2 separate regions of the Homo sapiens genome follow, and region 2 is linked to region 1. The links are chromatin loops, found by intact Hi-C in ENCODE. Cell type or tissue: breast epithelium. All regions are shown on one strand. Each heading gives the region's core, and the rest is flanking DNA. Links, peaks and the distances in the headings are about the cores only.

Region 1 (16,261 bases), core at 5,092-13,091:
TGTAGCCAACTGAGTGATTTAAGTTTTTAAGCACTAAAGTGTCATAATATCCTCGCCTCTTCACTGCTCTCACCCTAGTCCAAGCCTCCATGATGTCTTAAGACTTCTAGAAAAGCATTTGATTTGTCTCTGTGCTTCCATTCTTGTTCTCTTACAGTTCGTTTTTGACACAGCAACTAATATAATCAATTAAAAATATAAATTAGGTCATGTCCCTTCCTGTTCAAAATGCTTTGAGAATTTTACATTATACTTAGAATAAAATCCAAACTCCTTATCGTGGCTTCCTAAAAGAGCCAACATAATCTGTTTGTTGCCTATTTTACCAAATTCATCTCCTTCCATGCTCTACCTTCCACACTGCACTCCAGCTACGCTGTCCTTCTTGCTGTTTCTGGAACATCATATCCAGCTCATTTCACCTCTGGGCTTTTCACTTGCTATTCCTTCTGCCTAGACATTCCCTTAAGTCTATGATAAAATCTCACCTTTTCAGACAAGCCTCCCTGATGACCTTATCTAAAATAGTGCCTACCCCATCCCTTGTTCTTTTCCCCTTAAACTGCTTTATTTCATAATCTTGACTACCATCTGACATTTACTATTCATTTTTCATTTATCTCTTTATAGTCTATCTTCTCTTATAGATCAAAACATGACAGGATTTTATCTATTTTGTTTATCACTGTAGCCCCAGTATCTAAAATAGTGGCTGATACATTGCAGATTTCCAATAAATATCTCTGGAATTTCCAGAAGGAAAGAAGGAAGTTAGATTAGAGCTACACTTTAGGAAGAGTGTACAGAAAATAGTTAACATAGCAGGCCTAAATTGCTGTCCTTAGAAAAGCCTGCTTGCAAAGTTGGCCCTTGGCTGGCATCTGGGAACTTGGATTTGGGGAAGGTTCCTATCATTCCATAATTTAAAAGCCTGGTTCATTATGCCTAAAATGTTTATATAAACGATATGGCTTACCCTGAACACCTGCTTTCCTTCTGGGAGCCTGGAATTTGGTAACATGCCAAGCAGAGGGTGCCCACAAGACCAGCACCCAATAAGAACCCTGGCCAATGAGTCTCTAACAAGTTTTCCTGGTTGGCAACATTTCCTATGTGTTGTCACAATCCCTTGCTGAGGGAATTAAGTGTGTCTTGTGTGCCTTCACTGGGAAACAATTCTGGAAGTTTGTGCCTAATTTCCCCAGGATTTTGCCCCACGCACCTTTTCCCTTAGTTGACTTTCTTTTAGATTCTTTCTCCATAATAAATCCCAGCCATGAGTCCTAATATATGCTGAGGCCTGTGAATTCTCCTCATGAGTCATTAAAACTAGGGGTAGTCTTGACCTCCTGATACCAGGAGTATTTTGACAGCAGCTTATAAGGTAGATTTGATGACTAATTATTGACAAAGAGGCCAGTTTGGAAAAAGGCTATTGCAATGGTCCAAGAGAGAGATATTGACAGTGTAGCAGTGGAGGCAAAAAAAATGGATTTTTTTAAAGTATATTTTCCACGGGACAGTTTTGCAAACTTCTAATGAAAGACATTGGATCACAAGAGGTTAAGGAATAATAGAGAACTAAGGAAGCTGAGAGTAAGTGCAGACTACTTTAAAACAATAGAGGAAAAAAATATGAGTATGGTAGTTTTAGGGTAGCCTGATAAGGAGAAAATTATATAAAATAAGAGGATATGAGTGTTTTCTAGAAAGCAGTTAGAAAGCTTAAAAATTCAAGAGGTATTTCTGGCTGGGCGCAGTGGCTCATGCCTGTAATCCCAGCACTTTGGGAGGCCAAGGCGGGTGGATCATGAGGTCAGGGGATCGAGACCATCCTGACTGACATGGTGAAACCCTGTCTCTACTAAAAAAAATTAGCCGGGCATGGTGGTGGGTGCCTGTAGTCCCAGCTACTGGGGAGGCTGAGGCAGGAGAATGGCATGAACCTGGGAGGCGGAGCTTGCAGTGAGCTGAGATCACGCCACTGCACTCCAGCCTGGGTGACAGGGTGAGACTCCATCTCAAAAAAAAAAAAAAAAAAAAAAATTCAAGAGGTATTTCCCAAAAGAAATGTTAGAAGATGCCTTAAGAACAGAAACAGAATCTGGAAAAGTTAAGACTGTAAGCTCAATGAGGACAGGTACTTCTGTGTGTTTTGTTCACTGGCATATTCCATGCACCTTGAAGAATACCTAACACATGGTATGCACTCAACAAATACTCGTCAAATGGTAAGGGAAAAGGAAGGGCCATTATTTTAAAAGTAGATAAATCCTGAAATGTGGAGGAATAGAATTGAGACACATCAAAGATGATTGTATCATATCTGTCAGTAAAGTAAGAAGCTAGTGGGTGTGGAGGAGGATGGCCCTCCACATGCATGACCACCTCTGGGGAAATCATTAGGAATCAATAAGAAAGTAACAAAAATAAGTACTGTTTTTCTGCCGAGATTTCCTCTTTAGAAAAAAAAAAGTCAGATGAATTTTTAAAATACTTTTAGAATATATATAACATGACATCTAAGTGAACTGAGACAAATCAATGTCTTCTTTAAAAGTATTCATAAGAAAATATCCCTTGGGGCTGGGCGCAGTGGCTCACACCTGTAATCCCAGCACTTTGGGAGGCTGAGGCTGGTGGATCACGAGGTCAGGAGTTCAAGACCAGCCTGGCCAAGATGGTGAAACCCCGTCTCTACTGAAAATACAAAAACTAGCCGGGTGTGGTGGCGGATGCCTGTAATCCCAGTTACTCGGGAGGCTGAGACAGGAGAATCCCTTGAACCCAGGAGGCGGAGGTTGCAGTGAGCCGAGATTGCACCACTACACTCCAGCCTGGGTGACGAGCAAAACTCCGTCTCAAAAACAAAAACAAAAAAAAACAAAAAAGAAGAGAAAATATCCCTTGGATAAATTCTTTCTCTAGCCCTAAAATCTGATGAAAAAGAAAGATGCTACTTTTGTCTTCAAAACCCATCTAGAATGACAGGACATCTAAACGATTCTCATTTGAATGAAGAGAGAAAAGGTACTTTTACACTGCATGGGGTGAGATTTATTGACAGATTTTCACTAACGGTCTTACAGTCCAGACCAAAGTACGATGTCAACCTAACCCAGAAGTTGCAAAAAGAATTGTTAACATTTGAAAGGAAAATACCAAAAATTAAATTTCTATTTATTTTATAACTGCTTCAAAAAGAGAACACTAAAAATAAATCTATATTCCTACATTAAATGTCACTTCTCTCCTTTTTATGAGTTACATATTATAGAACATGTCATGAATACTGGGTGGCACTTCCCAAATACCCCTTTTAAGACCAAATGACTGATTTTCCAAGCTGCTGGGAAGATTGTCAGCTGACTGATCTCAACTCTCAACTGTATAAAAGCCCAAGCTCTCATCCCACTCAGGCCTACTCTGAAGGACTATTCTAGTTTCAGAGCTCCCTGTGTGGTGCTCATAGGGACCCTGTTGTGACTATATTGCAACCGAACTGGTGCCTCTGTCTTATCCTGCTCTGCCTTCTTCCCTTCCCAAGACCACTCCCCATTGAACTTCCTGCACCTCCTTCTCAGAGACTGCTACCCAATGAACCTGCAAGAAAGATGCAAGAATCACCCATTGTTTTAAGAATTAAATATAAACAAAATCTATGTCTTGCTTTTTTCATAGTTTCAGCAAAGTGGTTATAGTCTGTCCCTCAACAGTTCTCTTATTTATAAGTAAATGCGACATTAGAAAGTAAAAAAAAAGATAAATCCTACTTTCAAACAAAACTATTTCAACCACACCATTTATTATCTACATTGGGGTCCCCAACCTCTGGGTCGCAGACTGGTACAGGTCCATGGCCTGTTAGGAACTGGACTGCGCAGCAGATGAGTGGCTGGAGAGCAAGCATTACTGCCTGGGCTCCACCTCCTGTCAGATCAGTGGCAGCATTAGATTCTCATAAGAGTGTGAACCCTATTGTGAACTGCACATGCGAGGGATCTAGGTTGTGTGCTCCTTTTAAGAATCCAGGCCAGGCTCGGTGGCTCACACCTATAATCCCAGCACTTTGGGAGGCCAAAGCAGGTGGATAACTTGAGGTCAGGAGTTCAAGACCTGCCTGGCCAACATGGTGAAACCCCGTCTTTACTAAAAATACAAAAATTAGCCAGGCATGGTGGCAGACGCCTGTAATCCCAGCTACTCATGAGGCTGAGGCAGGAGAATTGCTTGTACCCGGGAGGCGGAGGTTGCAGTGAGCCAAGATCATGCCATTGCACTCCAGCTTGGGTGACAAGAGCAAAACTCCATCTCAAAAAAAAAAAAAAGAATCCAACGCCTGAGGATCTAAAGTGCAAGTTTCATCCTGCAACCATCTCCTGCTCCCCTAACCCTGGTCACTGAAAAAACTGTCTTCCACAAAACCCACCCCGGTGCCAAAAAGGTTGGGGACCGCTGATCAACATTACCTTGGGCAACTTAATCTCTGATCCTCAGTTTCTTCATGATTTAAAAAAATTGTAATAGTATCTATCTCATTAAGTTGTTGTAATAATTAACTAATGTGGCAAGGCATGGTGGCTCACACCTGTAATCCCAGCACTTTGGGAGGCCGAGGTGGGCGGATCACGAGGTCAGGAGATCGAGACCATCCTGGCTAACGTGGTGAAACCCCGTCTCTACTAAAAATACAAAAAAATTAGCCAGGTGTGGTGGCAGGCACCTGTAGTCCCAGCTACTCGGGAGGCTGAGGCAGGAGAATGGCGTGAACCCGAGAGGCGGAGCTTGCAGTGAGCCGAGATCATGCCACTGCACTCCAGCCTGGGTGATAGAGCAAGACTCCATCTCAAAAAAAAAAAAAAAAAAAAAAGAAAACTAATGTGCACAAAAGTACACAATAAGGGCTCAATAAATATCCCCTAACTTCTCTCCATTCATTATCCATGGGGCATGAGTTCACAATTGCTTTTCCATAAGCAATTCATTCGCACTGATGATGCAAACCCCTACTAACAAAGAGCACATAATTATAAAATAGTTGTATGGCTAATGGATGGCATATCTGATCAATAAGATATGGGAAAGGATTATTCATACTACATAGAATCACATACAGAATAGTAAATTAGTCTTTACTGAGCCTTTAGAATATATGAAGTACAATGTGGAGGGTTTGGCATTTTGTATTTTCTTTAATCCTTGAAACAATACTGTGAGGTAGGTATTATGCCTATCTCTCAGATATGAAACTGGTGATGTTCGGAGAAAGTAAATTATTTAAGGTTACACATCTAGTAAGTGGCACAACCAACATCTGAACTTAGTTTTTCTGCACCTAGACTTTTGTATTATACTATAGAATCTCTTTTGCTTTACTTCTCTTCTACAGATTTGCCCCAAATAGAGGCTAACTTTGGCACACCAGCTATACAAAAACACATAGAGCCATCTTAGCTTCCACAGCATAGCACAGAAAGAAGGGATCTGTAACTGCTATTTTGATCCTCACTATGAAACAAACAAATGGTCTCACCTGCAGCCACATAATTTACTCTTACAGCCACAGCCCCTTTCCTTCCACACCCAGTCCATAAAATCTGTCTTCTCATCACTGTTGTTCTTGAGTAGATTGGTCCTTGTCTGGCTATTGAAGCTACCCCAGCCCTCTATCTGATCCTAAATAAGTACAACTTCTGCTGAACTTTCTGCCGTCATAAGTGTAACTTCTGCTGAATTTTTTTCCATCCAGGCCTTGGCAGTGAGATGCATCAGAGCTGTTGGAGTCAGGGTGCTGGCGGTCTTCTGCAGCAGGGGCACCTGTCCTGAGATCAAATGTCTGCACTGGCTGAAGGGCATGGTCACAAACCAGACTAAACCCTAAGTAGACTCCAGTTCCACATTTTAAAGAACATCCTTAGTTTAGTTTCTTGTAAAAGCCCCTATATATGCCACAATAGTTGTCTTCCAACTGTTTAATTTTTCATGATGCTATTTCAACAACCTACAATAATTTGTTTTACTCAGTTTTGTGTACATTGCACAAAACAGCAGGAAGAGAAGTACCTTCTTCACTTTTAACTGGCATTAATCATTACTCTCCCCAGGGAATAGCTATTTATAAGATTCTCAATAACATTTTATCCTAGGAAACTTCCTGAGCACTGGATTCTAGCTTTGTCCCAGGCAGTACTTCTGCTTCTTGCTTTAGGTAAAAATGACAGCAGGTGCAGCCACCCAACCCCTCACTGAAAATAAGTGAGGCCCAGGCCAGGCACGGTGGCACACACCTGTAATCCCAGCAGTTTGGGAGGCCTAGGAGGGCGGGTCACTTGAGGTCAGGAGCTCGAGACCAGCCTCACCAACATGGTAAAACCCCATCTCTACAGAAACATATAAAAATTAGCTGGTTGTCGTGGCATGTGCCTGTAGTCCCAGCTACTCCAGAGGCTGAGGCATGAGAATTGCTTGAACCCAGGAGGCAGAAGTTGCAGTGAACCGAGATCACGCCACAGCACACCAGTCTAGACAAGAGAGAGAGACTCTGTCTCCAAAAAAAGAGAAAATAGGTGAGGCCCACGGACACATAGAGCGGAACAATTCACACTGGGGCCTTTCTGGGGATGGAGGGTGGGAGGACAGAAAGGATCACGAAAAATAATTAATGGGTACTAGGCTTAATACCTGACTAATGAAATAACGTGTACAATAAACCCCCTTGACACACATTTACCTATGTAGCAAACCTGCACATCCTGCACATGTACCCCTGAACTTAAAAGTTAAAAAAAAGAAATGGCTACCTCGCCAGAAAAAAAACATTTCTCAAACCTATGTCCCCCTCAAATTATTGCTGTCTCTTTCCTCACCTTCAAAGCCCAATTTTTTAAGCTATGCAAGCTGTTTGAATTTGCCTAAGTACTATTTACTCCTGAACCAACTGCAATCTGACTTCTATCCCCACTCCACTGAAATATCTTTTATAAAATCTTAAGTGATCTACATACAAATCTAAGTGAAACATCCCAGTCCTTCCCTACTTGACCATTTTGTTGTTGTTGTTGTTGAAATACTCTCTTGTCTTGATGCCTATGACACCATACTCTCTTAGATATTTCCTCCATCTCTAGCAATTCTTCTTCCTCTTCTTTGCAGGTACACCGCCCTCTATATGTCCCTTATATTCCTTAGTCCCTGTTCTCCTCTCTCTTTACCTCCTTAGATGTTTTCTTGTAATCTTGTCTCCAGGATTTTCCACCATTAATCCTTCTTTCTGCTGCCAAAGTGATCTATACCATCTATCTAAATTATTACTCTACTGCTTAAGATCTTTTAATGCCTCTCTATAGCATATGGGATATATAATATGATACACAAGGTTCCCCCATGTCATGCTGACTGCCTTTATCTCTATCCCAACTTATGCTCAATATTCTAGAAATACCTCATTAGTTGTAATTATCTGTGCTCAACATACTGTTTCATAGTAAAATGTCTCATACCTGGAATGCTTATTCTCTTGTCCGTACTTAGCTAACTTCTACCTATTCTTTCAAATTAATCTCTTGTGTAACCATCTCCAGGAAGCCTTCACTGGTTACCTCTGGTTGAACTAAATGTCTGTCTTCTGTATTCTGAGAGCTTCCTGTGCATATCTGTATTACTGCTTCTACCATATTATGGTGAAATTTATTGTATACATATTTGTCTCACACGCTAAGGTTAAAGCTTTTTTATTTACACTTGGTCTTAGCCAAAAAGCCAAAAAGTAATAAATCTTCTTTATTAAAAAAAAAATAAAGTATATATTTATGCCTAAAAAGAAAACTCCCAAAAGTATTAACAGTAGTCATCTCAAAATGGTAAATTATAGATACTGTTCTTTTTTTCCCTCTTGGCTGCGTTTCCCTAATGTTTTACAATGAATTCACATTTGTTTTTTTAAAAAAAGTTCTTTCTCATGAAAATAAACTGTATCTGGATATCAAAAAAAAAAAGAAAAGAAAAGAAAAAGAAAATAGGGGAGGCCCTTAAATCTCTATGAAAGCAAGAGAACAAGTCAGGAGGGAAGCTGTACTCTATTCTCTTTGAAGCACTCACATGTTGACAACAAGCCTACACAGGCACAGGGCATGCTGATCTCAAAACAGTGTCCTTACACAGCCCGCCCTGACTAGGACCAATACACACAAAGCTGAATTGTTCACACCAAAAGAGGTCAGGTGGACATCCTGCTCTCAAGAGACTGTGATTGCTACGAATCCATGAAGTGTTTATTGGCTTGCTGCCTCACTTTCATAAATGGGATGGGATAGGTGTCTCGGGTAGCGACTATCTGGGGCCTGTATTGCGCAGGCAGTTAGAATAATTTACCAAGACATTAGTAAGTAAAGAAAAGCAGATTTATTAGAGAAAGCAGAAAGTATGAAAATACGTTGCGAGCGTGCCATGGGCAAGTCAGCAAGAGTGGAGCTGACTGCAAGGAGACAAAGGCTTGCTGGGGATTTTATAGGATGGTGCTTGTGCTGTGTGCTGAAGAGAGCTTTGTGCAGTACTGATAATGCCAAGAATGCAGTGTGCTAACTTGTAGGGTCTGGTGGTAAGTTGAATGCAGGAAGATTGTGAGTTATTTGTGCAGGAGGGCTACATGTCCTGGACCAGGAAGAAAGGCAGACTTAGCTTATCTGCTTTTTCTTTTGGCTTTCCCCTGTTCCCACCAGCCTGAGACTTTTTCCCTAATTAGGACTCCACGACAGGCAAACAAAACAGTAAGAGTGGAGCAAGAATATGGAAGATGGTAGAGACAGTTGCTTGGAAGATTCCACTTAAATGAATCCTTCCCTACCAAGAAAAGCCAATTGTCTTTTTTGGACAGACATGGGATCAAAACCCCCTCATCAACAGAAGCCTTTACTGGAGGCCATGAAACAAGCATAGATTTCTGGAAATGCTAGAGAGAACTGAACAGAAGTTATCACTAAAACAAATACTATAAATCTAAAAATAGCCTTTTTGGGAAAATGAGTTTGAATGAATTTTTTTATTCCATTGAGATTTACCTAATAAATAATACAATATAATAATATATACTATTTCATATACTGATCTAAAAGTATATTACCACATATCAACTCATGAAAGCATTTTAATTAATAAGCAAAGACAATATTTTCATACAAGTAAAATAGTCATTTCAGCTCTCTGCTGTCAATATGGGTAAATTTTGGCTCCTTTCACTAATAGAGTAATACAATCTTTCTTTCTTTCTTTTTTTTTTTTTTTTGAGATGGTATCACTCTGTTGCCCAGGCTGGAGTGCAGTGGTGTGATCATGGCTCACTGCAGCCTTGACCTTCTGTGCCCAAGAGAGCCTCTCACCTCAGCTTCCTGAGTAGCTGGACTACAGGCGTGAGCCATCACGCCCAGCTAATTTTTGTATTTCTTGTAGAGTCAGGGTTTTGCCATGTTGCCAAGGCTGGTCTCATACTCTTGGGCTCAAGCAATCCTCTGACCTCAGCCTCCCAAAGTGTTGAGATTATAGGCATGAGCCACTATGCCTGGCTACAGGCCACTCTTACTATATTTCCTCCCTTAGAATAGAGTTGCTTGGCTAGATCCTTGTTTGGGGTTTTTTTTTGTTTTTTGTTTTTTTTTTTGTCTTTCATACAAAGAAAGAATGGTATTTGTGTTATGTTTTCATCATCTGAACGTTTTTCACATTTTTACTAGGTTCCAAAGAAGGTAATATGCATAACTAAAGCACAATTTTAGAAATGGGCTGCCAGGGTCTCTACATTAAAAGGAAATCCAACTGATTCATTCCCTTATAACCACTCATAACTATTCTTACATCAGCCTGAAAGGCAATAAGTGGTTTTGGAAATCTTTATTTAGCTGATAGCTGGATGTTGGCTCATATTTTAACTGTCTTACTGTTTCTGGTTAATGTAATTCCAAATTATGAGAAATCTATTTTGTTCTCAGTATTTAAGATCTCAGCTATTTCATAGTTATTTTTGGCAGGCTTTGTATATGAAATGCGGTGATGAAGAGATATGACTTGAATAATCATATGTACTATAATACATCAAGAAGAAACAGAAAAAGACAAGAAATACATGATCCTGAGCCTTTCAACAATGTTTCTCTTTTTAAATGCATGTCTCCAAAATAACTAAAATCACTTCTTGAGAAAATGTAATAGGGCTTATTTATTATACCTCTTCTTCCTCATTTATCTAATGAAGCTTACTTGTATATACTAAATAACCTAAACATCCTCAAGTTTTACATTATAAAGAACAAAAATATAGAACTCTTCTCCTTTTTATAATGGATACAAAAACCACCATTGGAAACTTTTGGGAAAAATAACCCAAAAACTCAAATAAGAACTTTGCAATTTTAAAAAGCACTCCAAATCAGAATGCTCTTATTATATTGTCTCAACCTTAGCCTTGTGTAACTAAGAAAAATAAGTCCCAGAACTGAGATGAGCTTCAATTATAAAAGATGCTGCAGAGAAATGAACATCTTTATCGTTAATCTTAGTTTTTTTCCTCCAAACACCTGAAATGAATTTTTTTGCCAATTCCAGAATCTTAAAGTCTACATCTGATCATCGAATAAGCTGCTATGTTCAGTATATACCACCAGAAGGTGCCCTTGCCCAAGGAAGAAAGCCTCCTTTCCATACATGCACAGCTAAACTCCACAACATTTATGCTCATTGACCTAAAGTGAATTTAAAATCAACTTTTTATAGATGAAACCTCTTAGAGAAGAGCAAACTCTTCAGGTACTTCTAATGAAATTTTTGATGTGAGACAACAGAAAGTAGTGCTTGCAGAACGTGCAGACCTCTTTAAACTGTCCTCAAAATATGGGGTAAAGTGAGGTAATTTGGTAAAGAAGGATAAAGGATATAAACATAATATTTCTTTTTTTTTTTTTTTTTGAGATGAAGTTTCACTCTTGTCCCCAAAGCTGGAGTGCAATGGTGTGATCTTGGCTCACTGCAACTTCCACCTCCCGGGTTCAAGCGATTTTCCTGCCTCAGCCTCCTGAGTAGCTGGGATTACAGGTGCCTGCCACCAAGCCTGGCTAATGTTTGTATTTTTAGTAGAGACGTGGTTTCACCATGTCGGCCAGGATGATCTTGAACTCCTGACCTCAGGTGATCCGCCCGCCTTGGCCTTCCATAATATTTCTATGCCAAGACTGCTTAGAGAAGTACTGTGCAAGAGGAATATAATGCAAGCTTCACACATAATTTTAAATTTTTTAGTAAGTACATTTTTAAAGTCTTTGTTGTTGTTGTTGTTTTTTAGTTTGTTTGTTTTTTTTGAGACGGAGTCTTGCTCTGTCTCCCAGGCTGGAGTGCAGTGGCTCGATCTGGGCTCACTGCAAGCTCCGCCTCCTGGGTTCACGCCATTCTCCTGCCTCAGCCTCCTGAGTAGCTGGGACTACAGGCGCTTGCCACCACGCCCAGCTAATTTTTTGTATTTTTAGTAGAGATGGGGTTTCACTGTGTTAGCCAGGATGGTCTGCCCACCTCGCCCTCCCAAAGTGCTGGGATTACAGGCATGAGCCACTGTGCCTGGCCTTTTTTTTTTTTTTTTTTTTTTGAGACAAGAGTTTCACTCTTGTTGCCCAGACTGGAGTGCAATGGGGCCATCTCAGCTCACCGCAACCTCCACCTCCTGGGTTCAAGCGATTCTCCTGCCTCAGCCTCCTGAGTAGCTGGGATTACAGGCATGCACCACCACACCTGGATAATTTTGTAGATTTAGTAGAGATGGGGTTTCTCCATTTTGGTCAGGCTGGTCTCAAACTCCCAACCTTAGGTGATCCGCTGGCCTTGGCCTCCCAAAGTGTTGGGATTACAGGCATGAGCTTCCACGCCCGGACTTAAAGTCTTTCAAGAGTGAAATTGATTTTAATTTCCTATTTTACCTAATCAAATATATCTAAAATATTATCATGTCAACACATAATCAATATAAAAAGTATTAGTAAAATATCTTACATTTTCTTTGTATTCACTGCACTCCAGCCTGGGTGACAGAGAGTTCTTATGCTTACTGACACAAAGGAATGCACAAATGCTTTTCTCTAAATATCATATGAAAATAATTGGTCTAATTTCCCTTCATCTCTGTAATCTTTGGACTGCATAATAACCTACAAATATAAAGTAAAGTAAAATAAATCCTAGCCTTGTTTAATAATATCTATGTTCCTGATAGCACCAAACATAAAATATATAGGCATGTATAATAGACCAAAAATTGCAAGTTCCCATATACATAAGATGAACAGTGAATAGTACATGTCATGTGTATAATAAAATAAACAAGCATTAAAAAGTAGATTTAACAAGCATCTCCTTGTTGTCGGTTTTAGAATTCTCTATTCAACCAGCTCTGTGAGTTAGAATTTTCTGAATCACAGGTAACAAGAACATAAAAGTCCTATTTATCATCCAGATTCTCTTCTTTCATAATAAATTATACTTTTACATGAAGAATGGCAAGTTGATACAAAACTATTCTTAACAAAAATGAAAAGGGTTGACTTCTTATTAGGCCATAAGGTCCTGAAAGTAGACTGGGTTTTATTTTTCCTGTCAAGCAAGAGCACAGTTTAAAAGACAACCTTGTTTCTTTTACAAGATGTGTTTATGAGAGCAGTGAAATACAATCACTTTGAAATACTGCAGCAGCAAGAGGTCACACCACTCTGGCTCTGTGGAAAATGGCTCAAGGGAGACTGTCTCAGCCTGCAGGAGATCTTTAGGGACCCCTGCACCCAGTTCCAAGGCACCATTAATTGATGCTGGGCAAAACCGGACTTTTACATTAAGAACAACAGTATGCCCAGGAGGAGCTGGCATTCATCTGCAATTCCTTATACTCCCCAAATTTCTACAAAGTCTTAACTGCTTAATTCTGCAAGATAATTTTGAAATTAGACATGAGTAGCTGACAGGCTGATTTTTCTTTCTGCACAGGAAAAAAAAAAGGAATAAAAATTGAAGTTAGAAAGAAATTTTTTTAAAAAAGTTATGTAACCATGTAACATGGTTGGTTTTATGTTATTGTATTCAAATAACAGTATATAGTGCAAGTAGTTATGAAAAGTAATAAAAAAGCAAAAGCCACCCTGATAAAGAAAACAATGCCTTACGATAGTGGGTAAATTTATAATTTATAGGAGCCTTTACATCCTCCTATTTGATCTTCATAAATTCGTAGAATTGAGGACAGGCATTATTACTTTATTTTATAAATGAGAAAACTAAAGCTTGGAAAATTTTGTACTAAAAGTTGATGAAATAGGGAAGTATGAAAAATGCTACCTGAAAAATATTAGAGACACTCCAATGACTTGAAGAAAGCTTTAATTTATATTCCTTACAAATGAATTATTCTTCTGTCTTGGTAGAAACAGATTTCCTTCCTAAAGGTCTATTACAGCCTTCATGTAATTTTTTTCTAGCCAGCTGGAATCACTTTCAATCTTGCTCAAGTGAAGGGAACCTCTTGGAGGCTTAGCAGCACCTTCTGCAGCAATGTGGCTCTTTCTACGAGTACACTCTCAATTATTCAAGATAACACAGGAAGGCCTGGAGATAGATTACTCCAAAGGCAGCAGAAACAAATTAACAGTTAGTTGAATTAGATAAACTTGAATAAATTAGTGTTTCAAACTATGCATGCTGATACAATGTACATTGATGAAATACGTAGAAAGGAGTTGGGGCTCTCCAAAAATACAGCAAGCAGGCACAGTAGGATGGTTTAGAATCAAACTATGGAGATGACATAGCCCTCATTAGACCCAGAATTAGGAGGAGGCACAACTTGTACCTCTACTGGTTAGCTATACGCATTGATACACTTAATCTCATCCAATAGCAAAATATATTTGCATACTACTTTGAGGCCTGCACTGAGAAGACATATAAGTTTGCTTCAGAGTGATATGGCACTCACACTGACCTCACCAACAGGGAGCAATGGAGTTGCATATGCAATTATACACTGAAATATACAGTAGTCACCAATGACCCCCATGGAAACTTTTGTTTCTATTTTAGTATTTAATTTCATTGACATTGAATACAATGCTTTAAACTGTTTTGATGATAAAGTTTTAGCAAACATAAAATAAAATCTGCCTTATTCATTAACTTATTATCACTTATTTATGATCTATGTCAAAATTATAGTTTGATTTTGAATTCTGAGGCTCGCACAGGAATAGAACAATTTCAGTATATCCTTTGATAAAACTGTTCATATGTGTATCCATTATCTACCTATATTAAAAATAATATTAACATACAGGGTTTTCAGATCCCTGATCTGATCATGCTTGACAAACTTATTCATTCATCAGCATTTATGACTAGCATTTATCATTTAACGCAAGTATTACTGGCTAATCAAGTATAAATACAGTATTCCAGGAACTTCTTTCACTAGATATTTTCAATATATCATTGGTACACATTTATGAATGGTCACCTGCCATATTTAATTCACTGTGTCAACATCTCTGTTCACAGACATTGAATGATCAAGATTTTTTCCATGAGCAATAACCAATTTTACTTTTCCAAATAAAGTTTTTATTTCACTTTTGTTCTCCAAGTTTCTAAACTTTCTCATTTTAAAATGATTTTACATAGTGCTACTAGGCTTAAAATTTTCTAAGACATACCAAGGTTTTTCCTTTTTAATATTTACTTCTCTCCTTCAGAAAGACAAAATTTTAATCAAAATCACAGCATACATCTAGTGAGTTAATAAAAGCATGCATTTAGCTACAACCTATTGTTGTCACCTTATTTTATTCTATATTTTTAGCTGTAACAAAAATTGTTCCTTCCTCTTATCAATAGAAAAGTATAGATTATTTCTGAAAACAATTTCTTAAATTGAAACATTTTTGCTATTTCATCCTCTATTTCCTCTTCTAAAAAAATTGGTTGTTTGACATGAACCAGACCAGGATGTAAGCTGACCATATTTTCAGCAGCCTTTCTGAGGATGATTACCTCTGAGAACATCAATGACTTGAGAAATCGCAACAGTTTAGCTGTTATCTTGTGTAAAATAATATACCAATTAAGCTAACTATAAAAGTGATCCTGACTTCAGGACACACTCTTTAAAGCCCTGAAATTCCTCCGAGAACTACAGGAAGCTGTCTAGTTTGAAAGCACAGTTTGCAGAAAAGTCAGAGTGGTTTGTTAAGGCTGCAGAAAAGTCAGAGTGGTTTGTTAAGGCCCTGATTTTTTCTTTGTCTTCCTTATTTACTTTTTCTTACAAAAGCAAAACTTTTTTTCATTGTAAAACGTGAAACAATCCTAAGATATACATGCACACACTAAGATACAGTTTTAAGAACTTGAGTGTATCCTTTCACAGCTTCCTGTACATTCAAACAAATCATAAACATATATAAAGTATTATTCTGTCTGTGTGTGTGTGTGTGTGTGTGTGTGTGTGTGTGTGTGTTTTGTTTTTACAAAAAAAGAACCATACTATCCATATTACTTTGCAACTGGTATTTCTCACTTAGTATCATGGGCATTACCATGAGTTAACAGATCTAAACCAAGGGCTACATAATATTATGTAACATGAATGATCCACATTTTATTCAAACTTTTTCTTATATGTGGTCATTCACACTGATTTCAGCTATTAGCTGCTACAAGCCCTCAAAATATTACATATATGTTTATACAAAAACACTTTTTTTTTTTTTTTTGAGACCGAGTCGCACTATGTCGCCCGGGCTGGAGTGCAGTGACACGATCTCTGCTCACTGCAACCTCCACCTCCCGGGTTCAAGTGATTCTCCTGCCTCAGCCTCCCAAGTAGCTAGGATGACAGGTGCCCACCACTATGTCCAGCTAATTTTTTGTATTTTTAGTAGAGACAGGATTTCACAATGTTGGCCAGGCTGGTCTCGAACTCCTGACCTCAGGTGTTCCACCTGCCTCGGTGTCCCAAAGTGCTGGGATTACAGACGTGAGCCACCGCACCCAGTCAAAACTACTTATATTTCTATGAGATAGATTCTCTCAATTAGTGGGTCAAAGATTATAGCTTCTTTTCAAAAATTTATATTTCTCCAAATTGAAGATCAAAGTTCATAGGACAACCTGGAAATATATACCAAGTGAAAAATGTGCACATTCTTTGACTCAAAAATTCTAATTCTAGGCATTTTTCTTAAATATATTGTGC
Region 2 (16,261 bases), core at 4,145-12,144, 430 kb after region 1:
GAGCCAATGCAGATTGAAAGCAAAGGTGGTATTTGGGGTAGCATCATGTGGATTATAATAGGTATAAATTATCTTTTTTAAATTAATAAAACACAGTGAACCCCTATATATTTAGCTGTATTCAGTATTAAATAAACCTTTTATTGAAGGGACATTTGAAACAAATATTCTATAATTTTGCCTTAACATTCTTCTTTATTCTGTTTATCTTGTGACTATCTAATGAGTGTGTGTGCTGAACACTTTTGGTAGTAAATCAATTTGTGTGAAGCCATGGTGAACCCTTCTGATAATGAGTTAATTTTACTACATGGTGAATAGTATAACGTTATAACTTTTTCATGCTCTAGTCTATCAAATTATTTTTTAAAAAGAGTAAGGATTACTTAAATTTTTTGTGCAAGATGCTAACAAAATGCACACGCACATAGTACATTATGATTTTTTTTTCACTTCTAATATGGCTTTCTTATATTGAATGACTTTTTCTAATGGAGAGCACAAAGCATTTTTACTGCTATAAGCTTGGCTGTAGGTTTCATTCAATCAGCAAAGATTTAACAAGGGCCTATTATGTCAGGCACTATTTTAGGTACACTATTTCTCATTTTCTTCTGTTGCTGTAGGATACATGAGTTAACAAAACAGACAATATTACCAGGGGGTCCTTGCTCCCAGAGCTCCCAAGATGGTGGCAGGCCACTTCCAAAATGGTGGCAGGCCACTTCCAAGATGGCGGCAAGCCTCGTTTTCTCTGACCTGGGGTTCTTGGCCTCACAGATTCCGAGGAATGGAATCTTGGGCCATGCTGTGAGTGTTATAGCTCTGTTAGAAGCCATGGGTCATGGAAGAGAACCATGGAACCCGGTGACTAGTGTTCAGCCTGATTAGGATGAACCCAGGCACTTAGCCATGCAGGAACAATGGCAAGCCTTTAGCCCTGTGGGGAGCGGCAATGGGCATCTCGCTGGATCAGGAGCACAGCAGACACCCTGTTGGATCCGGAGGGATGGAAGTCAGCAGCAGGTCCGCGATGGCAGCAAACAGCAGTGGTAGGCGGCAAGTGAAAGCTCAGCTCCAGCTGTAACAAACATGGACCAGAAGAGTGCAGCTGCAAGATTTAATAGAGTGAAAACAGAGCTCCCATACAAAGGGAGGGGACCCAAAGAGGGTAGCCATTGCAGGCTCGAATGTCTGGGTTTATATCCGGATCATTGTCCCTCCTGCTGTGCTCTCAGGTGATAGATGATTGGCTATTTCTTTACCTCCTGTTTTTGCCTAATTAGCATTTTAGTGAGCTCTCTTTACTACCTGATTGGTTGGGTGTGAGCTAAGTTGCAAGCCCTGTATTTAAAGGTGGATGCAGTTACCTTCCCAGCTAGGCTTAGGGATTCTTAGTCAGCCTAGGTAATCCAGCTAGTCCTGTCTCTCAACAAGATCTCTGCCCTTATGTAGCTCAAGTTCTAGAGGGAGACTAGAATATTACAAATAATTAATATAATAGTACCATCAAACTGATTGGTGCCACACACCAGAAAAATAGAGCAGGAAGCTGATTAGAAGTTTTATAGTAGGAGAGGGCAGATTGCAATTTAAAATATGATGGTCAGGACAGACATTATATGAAGTTACCAAATTAGCTGTCTTAAAGGAGATGAGAGGGTTAGCTATGAGGATATCTGGGGTAAATGAGTTTCCAACAAAGGGAACAGCTGAGCTCCTAAGTCTGGAGTATGCCTGGAGTATTCAAAGAAGAGCAAGGAGGACATTTTAGCTGGAGTGAAGTGAAGAGAGAAAGAGACTTATAAGAAGTAACTGAAGGAAGATTTCGTAGGGCATTGCAGGTGTGAAAGAAAAATATCTTGGGACCCTTCAACTTGGGAACGTCTCAGGACAAACCTGCTTCCTAGTCTATTCAAGTCATCACTTTGCTCACAGAGATAGATGGATATTCTGATTGCCTCCTTTGGAAATACTTATCAGAAACTCAAAAGAATGCAACCATCTGTCTGTCACCTACCTGTGACCTAGAAGTCCCCATTGGGGGGTGGGGAGGGGCTTGCTTTGAGCTGTCTCCACCTTTCTGGAGAGAACTAATGTACTTCTTATGTATTGACTGATGTCTCATGTCTCCCTAAAATGTATAAAAACAAGCTGTGCCCCCACCACCTTTGGCACATGTCATCAGGACTTCCTGAGGCTATGTCATGGGCATGCCCTCAACCTTGGCAAAATAAACTTTCTAAATTAACTGAGACCTGTCATAAATTTTTGGGGTTCACACAGGCCATTGTGAGAACTGCATATTTACTCAAAGTAAAATAATGAAAGATTTGAATGGATTCATACCTGATTTGACTTAGTTTAAAAAGAGATCATCCTGGCAACTGTGTTAAGGCTAAACTGTCGGGGACAAGAGTGGAAACAGACATCTACTTAGCTATTTCAGTGATAGAAGTAAGGGATGCTAGTGCTCAAACCAGAGTAGTAGTAGTGAGATAATGAAAGGTCAATTTTTGATATATTTTAAAAGGAACTAGAACATTTATTCTAGCTAATGTATCAGATGTGGAGTGTTCAAAGAGGAAGAAGAGAAATGATGACTAGGCTTTTGGCTGAACAACTTAGATCAACTTGGTAAAAGTAGGTTTTGAGTTGGGAAGGCAGGAATTCAGTTTTGGATATGCTATGCTTGAAATGTTTATTAGACATTCTAGTAAATAGTCATAAGTAAGCAGGCATATATATGAGTCTGGAGTTTAGGAGAGAGATCTGGACTAGAAGTAACTCTTAATAGTAAAGAATTAAAAAACCAAGATATGAGCCTGGAGAGACATTCCAACATTAAGTTGTCACAGAGAAGAAGATAATTTAAGAGAGAGATCTGGACTAGAAGTGACTGTTAACAGAAAAGAATAAAAAAACTAGATGTGAGCCTGGAGAAACATTCCAACACTAAGTTGTCACAAAGAAAAAGAAAAAACAACAGAAGAAAATGAGAACAATTAGTTTTGAAGAAAGGAAGAAAACCAAGTGTGTAGAGCCCTGGAAATGAAGAGAAAAAAATTATGTCAAAGAAGAAGCATGATTAATTGTGCACACATTGCTGATAAGTCAAGGAAGACAGAGAATAAGAACTGGCTATTGGTGTCCTACACATTGTTAAATATAGTGAACCCCAGGTTTCTCTTCAAAGAATCAGTATGTCAGTATGTTCAGCTCTCTTATTCTTTGATTCTCCATTTTAAAGTTTAACTTCCTGGTTCTTTTTGCCTCCTTGTCTCTAGTTTCAGTAAACAACTTTCCTGCCATTCCTAATCAGTAATTCATATCTGTTCCCCTGGTTACCTGCTCTGACCTAAGTCATCTTTAGTTACCTGTTCCTACCCATCCTTCCCACCAAACTACTCACCCCGCCACTCTGGCTTGTACTCCTGCTCTTTTTAAAAGAGCCAATCGGAATTAGCTTAGACTATGCAGTCCAACCCTAGCCAGTAGGGAATGACACAGCAGTAGGGTCTATCTGTGTCAGGAGTAAGAACTCCTGCCCCTGCCCTGTCCAGGTGTGCTCTTGCCATTGTTCCATCTGTGAGGAGCACCCTTTTTGCAGAAAGGAAAAATTGCCTTGCTGAGAAACTTAAATTTATGTTCGAGTGCTATTTCTTTGCAGCACCGAGGAACAAGCATTTTGCATTTCTAACAATTTGAGCAGATTCATGGAGGAATAGGATATATTCCTCATGGGGCGGGGTTATGAGAGAATAGACAGGGAGTTAAAGAATGTACATGGCCGACTCTTTCAAGGAGAAGCAGAGCAGTAGCTGGTAAGGGCAGTGAGATCTAAGAAAGGTTTTGTTGTTGCTATTGTTTTCTTAAAGTGAGAGAAATAACAGCTGTGTTTGTATGTTAATGAGAATAATCTAGGCAACTACTTTGTGAATTATCTGTAGTGATAATCTAGGAAACCACTTTGCAAATTATCTGTAGTAAAATATTGTCTTTGTTCTTTTTTAAAATTTCTGATTATTTATAAACTGATACTTTTGTACAAAGTAATAAAAATTATTGACTAGGAAAATGAAATGCAAAAAAGACATCCAAAATATAAGCCATATTTTTCTATGGGAAACAGTGTGGCCATTCCTCACAAAATTATTAATCGAATTATCATATTCTCCAGCTATTCTACTTCTGGATATATACCCAAAGAATTGAAAGCAAGATTTCAAAGATATATTTGTACACTCATACTCATAGCAGCATTTTTCACAATATCTAAAGGTGAAAGCAGGAGTTTGAGACCATCCTGGCCAACATGGTGAAACCCTGTCTCTACTAAAAATACAAAAATTAGCGGGTTGTGGTGGCGTGCGCCTGTAGTCCCAGCTACTCAGGAGGCTGAGGTAGGATAATCACATGAATGTGGGAGGCGGAGGTTGCGGTAAGCTGTGATCACGCCACTGCACTCTAGCCTGGGTGACGGAGCGAGACTCCATCTCAAAAAAAAAAAAAAAGATGAAAGCAACCCAGTGTCCATTGATGGATGAAAGGATAAATAAAGTGTGGTAAATGCGTATGTTATGGTTTGAATGTTTGCCCCCTCCCAAACTCATATTGAAATTTAATTGCCAGTGTAACAGTATTGGGAGATGGGGCCTGTTTGATAAGACTAGGGCATAATGGCTCTTCCCTCACCGGTGGGTTTAATGCCTTATAAAAGGGCCTTCAGGATTGAGCTGTCTCGGTCCTTCTGCATTGTGCTCTGTGAGGATCCAGCATTCTCTCCCTACAGAGGATGCAGTGTGCAAGGTGCTATCTTGGAAGAAGAGAAAGGCCTCATCAGACACCAAACCTGCCGGTACCTTGACCTTAGATTTCCCAGATCTCAGACCTGTGGGAAATGAATTTCTGTTATTTATAAATTATCCAATCTTGGGTATTCTTATATAGCAGCACAAAATGGACTAAGACAACATACAATGGAATATTATTCATTTTTAATAAGAAAATTCTGACACATGGATGAAGCTTGGGCATATTATGCTAAGTGAAATAAGCCAGTCACATGAAGACTAGTACTATATGATTCCAATTGTATGAACTATCTGGAGTAGTCAAATTCATAGAAACAGAAAGTAGAATGGTGGTTACCAGGAGGTAGCAGGGAGGACAAAATGGGAGTTGTCATTTAATGGGTATAGGGCTTCAGTTTTGCAAGATGGAAAAGTTCTGGAGATTGGTTGCACAACAATGAGTATACCTAACACTATTGAACTATATGCTTAAATATGGCTAAGATGGTAAATTTTATGTTATGCATGTTTTGCCACAATTAAAAATAAACATAAGCCAATTTTTAAATTATTTACTTAGACATAAAATTTCTCTGTAAAAATCTTACAAAAATTTCTTAATGCTTACTCTCAAGTTGTGTTATTGTCTCTCAGTCTGGAAACTAATTCATAGACTGGCATGAGTGCATGGTCATACTTTGATTAGCTATCACTGAAATGATGATATAGAAGAGATGAGAGAATTGCTGGAGTGATGTTTGGTGTAGTGAGAAGGGATGGATTAAGTACACAAGCAGGGGGATTGACTTTGTCTGGGATAGTGAATTTTCCATGTGTGCTAACAGGTAGCAAGGCTGAATGTGAGTGCAGATGCTGTTGAATGGGTAGAACAGGTGGTGAGAGACTGTGGGTAGATTCTTCTGTAAGTTTCCATTTTCCTGATGAAAGTAAAGGAACAAGGTTGTCATTTGAGACTTCGGATAGAATAAAGTAGAAAGCTTTTTATAAGAGTGGAAGAGTGTATAGATACTTTGAGTAAAAAAATGGAAGGATGGAAATATACCATATTAACCTGGTATTTGGTTTCTTCTATTCAAAAAATACCCGCCATATTCCATTTTACTATTTAATTTTTCCTTCCTCCCCAATGACACTCTAAATCTTAAAGCCAGAAGAAATATTACACTCCTTTTCTATTCCACAGATCTTAGTAGGTAGGAAATATTCATAAAATCATTTCAAATGTAATCTGAATTAATAACAGCTAGCTTCAAATTGTTTAGTTTGTTCTTCTGTTGATCTTTATGCTGCTATTATAATTTTTGTGATGTTCTAATTAGAGACACACATCATTTCTTTTTGTGCTTATTATTTTTATAGCATTGCCGTCATGGGCTATGTGTAAACAAAGAAACGGAAACACGTCCTGTAAATGGTGAATGGGGACCATGGGAACCTTACAGTTCTTGTTCAAGAACATGTGGAGGCGGAATCGAAAGTGCAACCAGGCGCTGTAATCGTCCTGAGTATGTCTTTTTTATGTCACTATAAATTAAGATTATCTCAAGGCACCAGAAAGTAAACATCAGTTTCACTCACTTCTAAAACTGGAGGTCAGTCCGTAAGTTTCTGAGATTCAGAAAATTTCTGGAGCACTTTAAGTCACATTGATTTATATTTTGGTAGATTCAGACATTTAAAAAAAAAAACATAAATAGATTAAATTTTATAATCTGAACTGAGATCCATTTTCTTCATTTTTTTGTTTTTTAATTTAGTATAAATTTTGAGATATAAATATGAATCACAGTTATATAATGTCATTTTCACATTTACTGTATGCCTAATGAAACATCCTGGCTACTTTCACTTATGTTTCGGATCTTCTGGATAACATATATAGTTTGGTTACCAATTTTTTACCGTTTTGTGCATTGTGACATGTGATACTTTATTTTCTCTGCTTCTTGTGTTATAGACGCATCATTGTCTTTAGCTGAATAAGTACTAAAGCATATCTCCCCCTCATCAAACTATTTAAAAGGGCTTAGATATTGCATTAAGATTTTAAATTAATGTTTTTGTTGTATATATGATATATAAGTTGGTAAGCAATATGATACTCTTTACTTAAAGTATTATTAATAAGCATTTTTAATGCAGAAATGTGACTTACTCTGAATAAAATCTTGGCTCATTTAAATTTTAGGATAAATTATACTAGAAGTCTTTATATTCCAAAAATTCTGCAAAAAATTTTATTTTCCAGCATAAGTCAAAATAACATGGATATAGATTGATACCATAAAACTCCTTGAATTGAGTGATAAATAAGATATACATGACAGATGTGTATACATTTCCTTTTTATTTAACATGGCACCTGCCTTTGTTATTGTCTTTGGCTCACCACATGTCTTTTCTTCTTTCCAGAAAGTGAGCAAACCCTTTTTTGGAAGTTTAAGAAAAAACTTCCATTGTTGGTTTCTTGCTAGTTAACCTAGTCAAGAATAAGGTATCGTTTCTGCCCTCTAGGCTCACTGTCCACGTTAAGGTGGATATTTTTGTGGTTCATTATGCATAGAATTGCGTAAAACTCATGTTACATACTTCTGTTAAAAAGTGTTAGTGGGACTTCACTGGTTTTCTAGATCCTGGAAAAGAATGGAACTTTTAGAAGTAAGTGGCACAAATAATGTTGTACTGATGTGCTTTAAAATGTAATGAATTTGACTAGGCCAAGAAACGGAGGAAATTACTGTGTGGGCCGCAGGATGAAATTTCGATCATGTAATACTGATTCATGTCCAAAAGGCACACAAGACTTTCGAGAGAAGCAGTGCTCTGATTTTAATGGTAAACATTTGGACATCAGTGGCATTCCCTCTAATGTGAGGTGGCTTCCAAGATACAGTGGCAGTAAGTAAATTATGCTGGTTCTTTGATGTAAATTTTTCTGAGACGTAAGAACACATAGCTTTATTATTATACATTAAAAATTTGACCTTTTTCTTTTTTACAGTTGGCACAAAGGATCGTTGTAAACTCTATTGTCAGGTTGCTGGAACCAATTATTTCTACCTATTGAAGGATATGGTTGAAGATGGTACTCCTTGTGGAACTGAAACTCATGACATCTGTGTTCAAGGCCAGTGTATGGTAAGTAAACTATAAGTTTCTATTAGATTTAAAGTGACTTTAAGAATAATGTTTTTTTTCGATTTATATAACCAAATATTACTTTTACTATTTCAGCATATGTTCTTATGCATTCCAACAAAGCAACCTTTGTTATCATGCTATCTATAGAAGTATGGTTAGCCTGGTTACTGGGAATTCTCTGTCATCAAGAATGCCTCAACAAAGCATTAAGATAAATTTGATGACTTTCTGTGGTCTATTGTACTCATAATCAAAATAGGAATGAGGTCAGCTTCCTAAAAAGATAGAAAATAATAAGATAAAAGGATTGTAAGGAGATTTTGCTACTTTAAGTGTAAGCTTCTACAGTAATGTTTTCCTTGTCCGTTGAAACCATTGATATTCTCCCTTCCTCTTTCCAGCTCTCTGTCACTTATTTTTTATGTACATTCAACAAACATTGATTGAGTAGCTACTAGATGTCAGATACTGTTCAAGTCACCAGGATAAAAGACTGGAGCAGAGAACCCCACTTCCAAGATGGTCACAGATTTGTGGGGGAAATAGGCATGTAAACAATTAGAATGCACTGCTATGGGTCATCTGCAAGGTAGCATGGAGATATTGAAAGGAGTTTCTTATTTTATGGGGAGGTGGGTAAAGGATTCAGAGAACCTTTTATGGAGCGCATAAGACTTGTGCTAAGTATTGAAATGAGTAGGTTTTAGGAAGATGAGGAAGTATGGGAGCAGAGTTGGAGTTAGGGACTAGCAGATGGTTGTCAAATGCACTTTTTTTTTTTCTTAACTCCTTGGAAACACATAGAAGCATTTGAAGTCAAGGGAGAGATGTGATTCGATTTGCATATTGGAATCTTCAAAATACTGGGTTTAGAAGATTGGAGGCAGGTGGTCCATTTAACAGGGTTGTAGGTCAGAGCAGATGAGATGCTGAGTTAAAGCACAAACATTGCAATGGCAGTCTTGAGAATGGATGGCGAGTTTGAGAACTAAGATAGTGAATGTGGTCTAAAGAATATAGTAAGTGTACTTCTATGAGATCAACTTTTTTAGATTCCACATATGAATGGGATCATATAGTATTTGATTTTTGGTGTCTGGCTTATTTCATTTAACCCAGTGTCCTCCAGGTTCATCCATGTTGTCACAAATGGCAAGGTTTCCTCTTCTTTATGGCTGAATAATATACCATTTTGTATATAAACCAGATTGTTTAAATCCATGCATCCACTGATGGACACTTAGTTTGATTTCATATTTTGGCTATTGTGAATAGAGCTGTGATAAACATGGGAGTGTAGATATCTCTTTGATATACTAAATTCATTTCCTTTGGAAGTAGTGAGGTTGCTGGATCATATGGTAGTTCTATTTTTAGTGGATGTTATGTGCTGTCACCACAAAAATGATAACTATGTGAGGTTATGCATTTGTTAATTAGCTAGATTTAACCATTCCTTAATGTATTGATATTCTTCAAAACATTATGTTGTACATGATAAAAACATACAATGTTATCTGTCAGTTTGAAAATAAAAGATAAAAAATAATTAAAAATATAAGTATAAGTTATGAACTTATTCCTTCAGTTAAAGTGGAGCTCTATAGGGCCAACTTCATCTCCCCATGAACAAATACCTTTTACCTTATCTCAGTGATAAAGGCTGTTCACCCAAAGAGCTAATGAGATGTTCAAAGAGAATTAAAATAATTTAAGTCGGAAACAGTTTAAATACTGAAAAGGTTATTCAGTGGCCTGAAAAAAGTTGTGCTTTAAATTAGCAGCATAAAGTCATATGACAATGCAAAAGTTATGATGAAGATTATCTGAACATATAGAGGCATGCTACTTTCAGAAAATATATGCTTAACATTTTGATTTTGAAAATATCTGCCTTGTGTATAAAAAAATTCACTAGGCTTAAGAAATTTTCTTTGCTGATCACTAAATTTAGAAGGCCATTCCAAACAATGGAAAGAGTTATTGCAATGTATGCAGAGGACAGCTTCTTCATGGAGAGGAGCTGCATTTGTTTTTTTGAAATTTCTGGAACAAGCCATCTACTTGTATATTCATTCATTTATTCATTCATTTTTAAAAATAAGCACTGTTATGCTGGGTATTAGTTTTAGAGAAAACTTTACTTTTAAATACTTATTTGAAGCTAAGACTATTTGCAGAGTTCTAAGGTCATGAGTTAAAATAATAACCATGGAAGTCATCTTTTTGGAGTATTCTAATGTGTTACTTACATACTCATACTTTAGTCTCTTTGAATTACATTTCTTTTAAGAGTGGTTTTCAAATGACAGTGGGTATTGGAATCAATGTCAGTGTTACAATGCAGATTCCTAGGTTTTATTTCCAAGTATTATAATTCAGAAGATCTGGGATACTGTCTTTTTAAATACCACCCCATGTGATGTTGATGCAGGAGGTCTGTGGATGACCCTTTAATAAACTTGGCTTTTTAAATGAATATGTGAAAATGTTACATACAACTAGATGAGTATATATTTTGAAACAATTCTGTTGTACTGAATCTCCTGTTAATTGAAAGGATATTTGTGAAAAGAACTTTGTAAACTTTAAAGCACCATGCTTATAGTTGGTCATTCTTTTTTTTTAACTTTTATTTTAGGTTCAGGGGTATATATGCAAGTTTTTTATACAGGTAAACTCGTGTAACAGGGTTTTGTTGTACAGATTATTTCATCATCCAGATACTAAGCCTAGTATCCAATAGTTACTTTTTCTGATCCTCTCGCGCCTCCTACCCTCCACCCTCAGCAGGCCCCAGTGTGTGTTGTTCCCCTCTTTGTGCCCATATGTTCTCATCATTTAGCTCACACTTACAAGTGAGAACGTGTAATATTTGGCTTTCTGTTCCTGTGTTGGTTTGCTAAGGATGATGACCTCCAGCTCCATCCATGTTCCTGTAAAAGACGTCATTTTATTCTTTTCTATGGCTGCATAGTATTCCTTTGTGTATATGTATCACATTTTCTTTATCCAGTCTACCATTAATGGACACTTAGGTTCATTTCATGTCTTTGCTATTGTAAATAGTGCTGCAATGAACATACACCTGCATGTGTCTTTATGGTAGAACAACTTATATTCCTTTGGGTATATATCCAGTAATGGGATTGCTGAGTTGAATGGTAGTTCAGTTTTTAGCTCTTTAGGGAATCGCCACACTGCTTTCCACAGTGGTTGAACCAATTTACACTCCCACCAACGGTGTATAACCGTTCTCTTTTCTGCAATCTTTCCAGCATCTTTTATTTTTTGACTTTTTAATAATAGTCATTCTGACTGGTGTGAGATGCTATCTTATTTTGGTTTTGATTTGCATTTCTCTAATGATCAGTGATATTGCGCTTTTTTTGTAGGCTTGTTGGCTGCATGTATGTCTTCTCTTAAAAGGTGTTTGTTCATGTTCTTTGCTCACTTTTTAATGGGATTGTTTTTTTTTCTTGTAAATTTATTTAAGTTCCTTATAGATGCTGGATAATAGACCTTTGTCAGATGTATAGTTTGCAGATATTTTCCCCCATTCTGTAGATTGTCTATTTACTCTGTTGATAATTTCTTTTGCTGTTCAGAAGCTCTTAAATTTAGCTAGATCTCATTTTCCAGTTTTTGCTGTTGCAATTGCTTTCGGTGTCTTCATCATGAAATCTTTGCCAGTTCTTGTGTCCAGAATGGTATGGCCTAGGTTGTCTTCCAGGGTTTTTATAGTTTGGGGTTTTACATTGAAGTCTTTAATCCATCATGAGTTGATTTTTTTATAAGATGTAAGGAAGGGTTCCGGTTTCAGTCTTCTGCATATGGTTAGCCATTTATCCCAGCACCATTTATTGAATAGGGAGTCCTTTTTCCATTGCTTGTTTTGATCAGCTTTGTTTAAGATCAGATGGTTGTAGCTGTATGGACTTATTTCTGGTCTTTCTATTCTGTTCCATTGGTCTGTGTGTCTGTTTTTGTACCAGTTCCATGCTGTTTTGGTTACTGTAGCCCTGTAGTATAGTTTGAAGTTGGGTAGCATGACACCTTCAGCTTTGTTCTTTTTGGTTAGGATTTCTTTGGCTATTCAGGCTCTTTTTTTGGTTCCATGTGAATTTTAAAATAGTTTTCTCTAGTTCTATAAAGAATATTAATGGTAGTTTTATAGAAATGGCATTGGATGTGTACATTGCTTTGGGAAATATGGCCATTTTAATGATATTGATTCTTCCTATCCATAAGCATAGAGTATTTTTCATTTGTTTGTGTCATCTCTATTGCTTTGAGCAGTGTTTTATAATTCTCATTGTAGAGATCTTTCACCTCCCTGGTTGGCTGTATTCCTAGGTATCTTATTCGTTTGGTGGCCATTGTGAAGGGGATTGTGTTCCTTATTTGGGTCTCAAGTTTGTTAATATTGGTGTGTAGGAATGGTAGTAAGTTTTGTACATTGATTTTGTATCTTGCAAATTTGCTGAAGTTGTTTGTCAGGTTAAGGAGCTTTTGGGCCGAGACTATGGAGTTTTCTAGATATATAATCATGTCATCAGCCAGCAGGGATTGTTTGACTTCCTCTTTTTCTATTTGGATGCCCTTTCTTTTTTTCTTTTTCCTGATTGTTCTGGCCAGGACTTTCAGTACTATGTTAAATAGGAGTGGTGAGAGGGCATCCTTGTCTTCTGCCAGTTTTCAAGGGAAATTCTTCCTGCTTTTCCCCATTCAGTATAATAGCTGTTGTGGGTTTGTCATAGATCGCTCTGATTATTTTGAGGTATGTTCCTTCAATGCCTAGTTTATGAAGAGCTCTTAACATGAAGGAGTGTTGAATTTTATTGAAAGCATTTTCTGCATCTATTGAGATAATCATGTGATTTTTGTATTTTGTTCTGTTTATGTGATGAATTGCATTTGTTGATTTGCATATGTTGAACCAAATTTGCACCCCGGGGATGAAGTCTACTTGATTGCGGTGGATAAGCTTTTTGATTTGCTGCTGGATTTGGTTTGCAAGTATTTTGTTGAGGATTTTTGTATCAGTATTCATCAAGGATATTGGCCTAAAATTTTCTTTTTTTTTTGTCGTGTCTCTGCCAGGTTTTGGTATCAGGATGATGCTGACCTCATAGAAGGAGTTAGGGAGGAGTCCCTCCTCCTCAATTTTTTAAATAGTTTCAGTAGGAATGGTACCAGCTCTTATTTGTACATCTAGTAGAATTCAGCTGGGAATCGTGTGATCCTGGGCTTTTTTTGGATGGTAGCCTACTTATTACTGATTCCATTTCAGAGCTCATTATTGGTCTGTCCAGGGATTCTCTTTCTTCCACCTTCAGTCTTGGGAGGGTGTTTGTGTCCAGGAGTTTATCCATTTCTTCTAGGTTTTCTAGTTCATGTGCATAGAGGTGTTCATAGTAGCCTCTGAGAGTTATCTATATTTCTGTGGGGTCAGTGGTAAATCCCCTTTGTCATATCTGATTGTATGTATTTGGATCTTCTCTCTTTTCTTCATAATTAGTCATTCTTATAATATTGATTGTAATTGTGTCTTGAAGGCAGCTGGTTGTGATCACGTGTTAAACTCCAGTGCCAAGATAGACAAATGTGGAGTGTGTGGTGGGGACAACTCTTCATGCAAGACAATAACAGGTGTCTTCAACAGTTCTCATTATGGTAAGTTGTGTATTTGTTTCTAGATTTCGCTTTTATTTAGTATAATAATGGAGTCTGTAAAGAAGGTGTAACAGTAATTCTTTGTTACTGTTTTGTCTACTCTATACCCTTAGTCCAAAATGATTGTTAAGGAAAAATTTCCTAAATATAAAAAAATTAAATACTGTATTAGACCAGATGTATCCTTGATTAATGAATTCACCTGCCCCAGGCAAATCTGATTCTTAAAAATGTATTAGGTGCATTTCTTAGAGTAAATTCAGTGCTATTTGACTGTGATGTGTGATATGTGAATAATCCTCCCATTAATGAAATGGTTTTTTCCCTATAACCTAAAATGTATATATTTGTGATTTTTCCCAGGAAACTTGCTTTCAAATATTTTCATTACTTGAATCACTTTCTTTTTTTGGTATGACTTGACCTATCTGTTACATTTCTTATTAATAGTACATAGAAAATGTTGATTGAAGGTGAAGGGTGAAACCATTATCTTATATATTTTCTGAATTAAATGTTTCAGAATTATTGTCACATTTGATTTTCCAGGCAGTATCTGGATCACATATTGGCCATAATTTAATTTTTCTCCAAAATATCATGAGACTATGTAAAGTATTTTCCATTGTAATGTTTTCTGGGCAATTTTTTTTTGTTTTTATGATAATTAAAGCAGATCTTTAAAACTTTCTTTGCAAATTAAATTTATTTCTTACAACCTTATTTATTCATTTATTTATTTAGAGACAGGGTGCTACTCTGTTGCCCAGGCTGTAGTACAGTGGCACAATCATAGCTCATTGCAGCTGTGAACTCTTGAGCTCCAGCAATCTTTCCACCTCCTCATCCCCAGTACCTAGAACTACAGGTGTTCACCACCATGCCCATCTAATTTGTGTGTGTGTGTGTGTGTGTGTAGAGATGGGTCTCAATGTATTGCTAGGTTGGTCTCAAACTCCTAGCCTCAAGGGATCCTTCCATCTCGGCCTCCCAAAGTCCTGAAATTACAAGCATGAACCACCACACCTAGCCTATTTTTTACAGTCTGACTGTTCAGCTTTAAATTGTGTTCATGTGTGTTCAAATTGTTACTTACTTCCATTAAAACAGTATAATTTAAAACTTAATATTTATGTTTTTATGTATGTGAAAAACATAGTACATTTTATACTCTGATATTTACAAATCTCGGTTACTAGATGATTTGATATATGATTTTTCTAGTTATTTCTTGGGAGCTACACACATTTGATTCCCTTCTATAATGCATGGCACATACTTATTACAGTCTGTATTTACTGAAAAATATTTTTTCCAGGATAAAGCCACATGAACCAAATTAAGATCAAATATGTAATCTTGTGAAAATTGTACTGTGCATTAATCAGTTTGCAAATAGAACAATGCGTTAAACTCATTTGCAAGGTCTGATTAGCATTTGTCACATTTCTGCCCCCTGGTGGTAGCCTTCATCTTGTCACCTTTGCAATGCCTTAGGCTTGCTTTCTTGAAAAAAATATAATAAATAGTAAAGATATAAATAGTAAAAGTAGTGGGTAAGAATATTTTATAGTGAAAAGGAGGTTAATTAAAATTATTCTTGTAGGTCAATAACCTACAACCAGTAGGCATATAGTGTATACCGAATCATGAAACTATTTCTTATCGTCTTACACTAAAAATGTGATGCCTTAGATATAAATAAGTCTGCTCTAAAACACATGCAAGATAGTCTGACATTAGGGTTGTAAATTTAAGCTCTTTTTGAACTGTCTTCTTAAGTTAATTCCATATTTATCAAAGGTAGTGTATGAGAAAAATTACTTTTTACTCATGGTGCAGTTAACTAGGAGGAAATCCTAATAAATAAGGAAAAGGAAAAACTTAGAATAATATCCTTAGAGTATAACTAATTGTATATTTAAAAACCTGCGTATTTGGACAACTATGTAATGTGAGTGTTTTTAGTTTTCATGAAAATGTTTTTTCTTAATATATGTTAGATAAAATGTTTCCTCTTTTGAGCAGTGCCAATGTCGCTGAATTTGGCTTCATAAAATGGAAATATTACATTCATTTCACTTGAGTAAACTTTTTACTTTTCTCATAACAAGTTTATTAGTATTCTTGTAAAAATAATGTAAAATTTGGGGAATAGATGAAGAGATTCCTGCTTATACTACAAACTAAAACTTGAGCTTTAAACTTTTTCTTTTTTTATGATTTTTCAATAATGAAATTGAAAAATTTCATTATTTTGCTGTTTACTGAGTCTGTGTGAATATATCATAGCAATGACCAATTATTTTAATATCTCCTGGACTTGTGAATTGTATTTGAAATCTTCTATTTTTTTCCCAGTATAAAATATAAAAGCATTAACAAAGCTTAAAAATGGGTATGTGTACTAAGGGTCTCAGGAGCTAAAATACTAGCTTCATTCCATTCTATATTAAGAATATTAGAAGTAGGAAAAGATTAGGAAAAGTTAAGAATCTTAAACTCTGTTTCTTGACAACAACCACTTTTTCTCAATCCTCAGTAATTTGTGTAAGGTACTGACTCAAAAAGAATAACCACTGTGTAATTTTGTAAAGACACAACAAAATTAAGTCTGACTATGCTATTCG

What was found. A loop is a pair of places that touch in the nucleus more often than their neighbours do. Peaks named below come from ENCODE experiments on the same cell type or tissue, not always from the same donor. Only the 100,000 strongest peaks of a DNase experiment are listed, where the experiment ranks them.
Region 2: a loop joins it to region 1, with 26 times the contacts of the local background. A loop is called at or near these places in 50 of 110 quality-filtered maps.

Annotation. Positions count from the first base shown.
Region 1 is chr12:43,877,153-43,893,413 of GRCh38, reverse strand. The region is part of intron 2 of TMEM117 (transmembrane protein 117); the gene reads right to left. Among named protein-coding and RNA genes, the nearest start is that of TMEM117, 49 kb to the right of the region's middle. In breast epithelium, for the core only: a CTCF peak has its summit at 10,628 (motif pointing right); DNase peaks (open chromatin) are centred at 8,173 and 10,661.
Region 2 is chr12:43,443,965-43,460,225 of GRCh38, reverse strand. It overlaps ADAMTS20 (ADAM metallopeptidase with thrombospondin type 1 motif 20), which reads left to right. Exons shown (of 39, transcript NM_025003.5): 12 at 6,174-6,319; 13 at 7,531-7,712; 14 at 7,816-7,952; 15 at 13,514-13,631. Among named protein-coding and RNA genes, the nearest start is that of ADAMTS20, 100 kb to the left of the region's middle. In breast epithelium, for the core only: no CTCF peak of the experiment used is centred there; no DNase peak of the experiment used is centred there.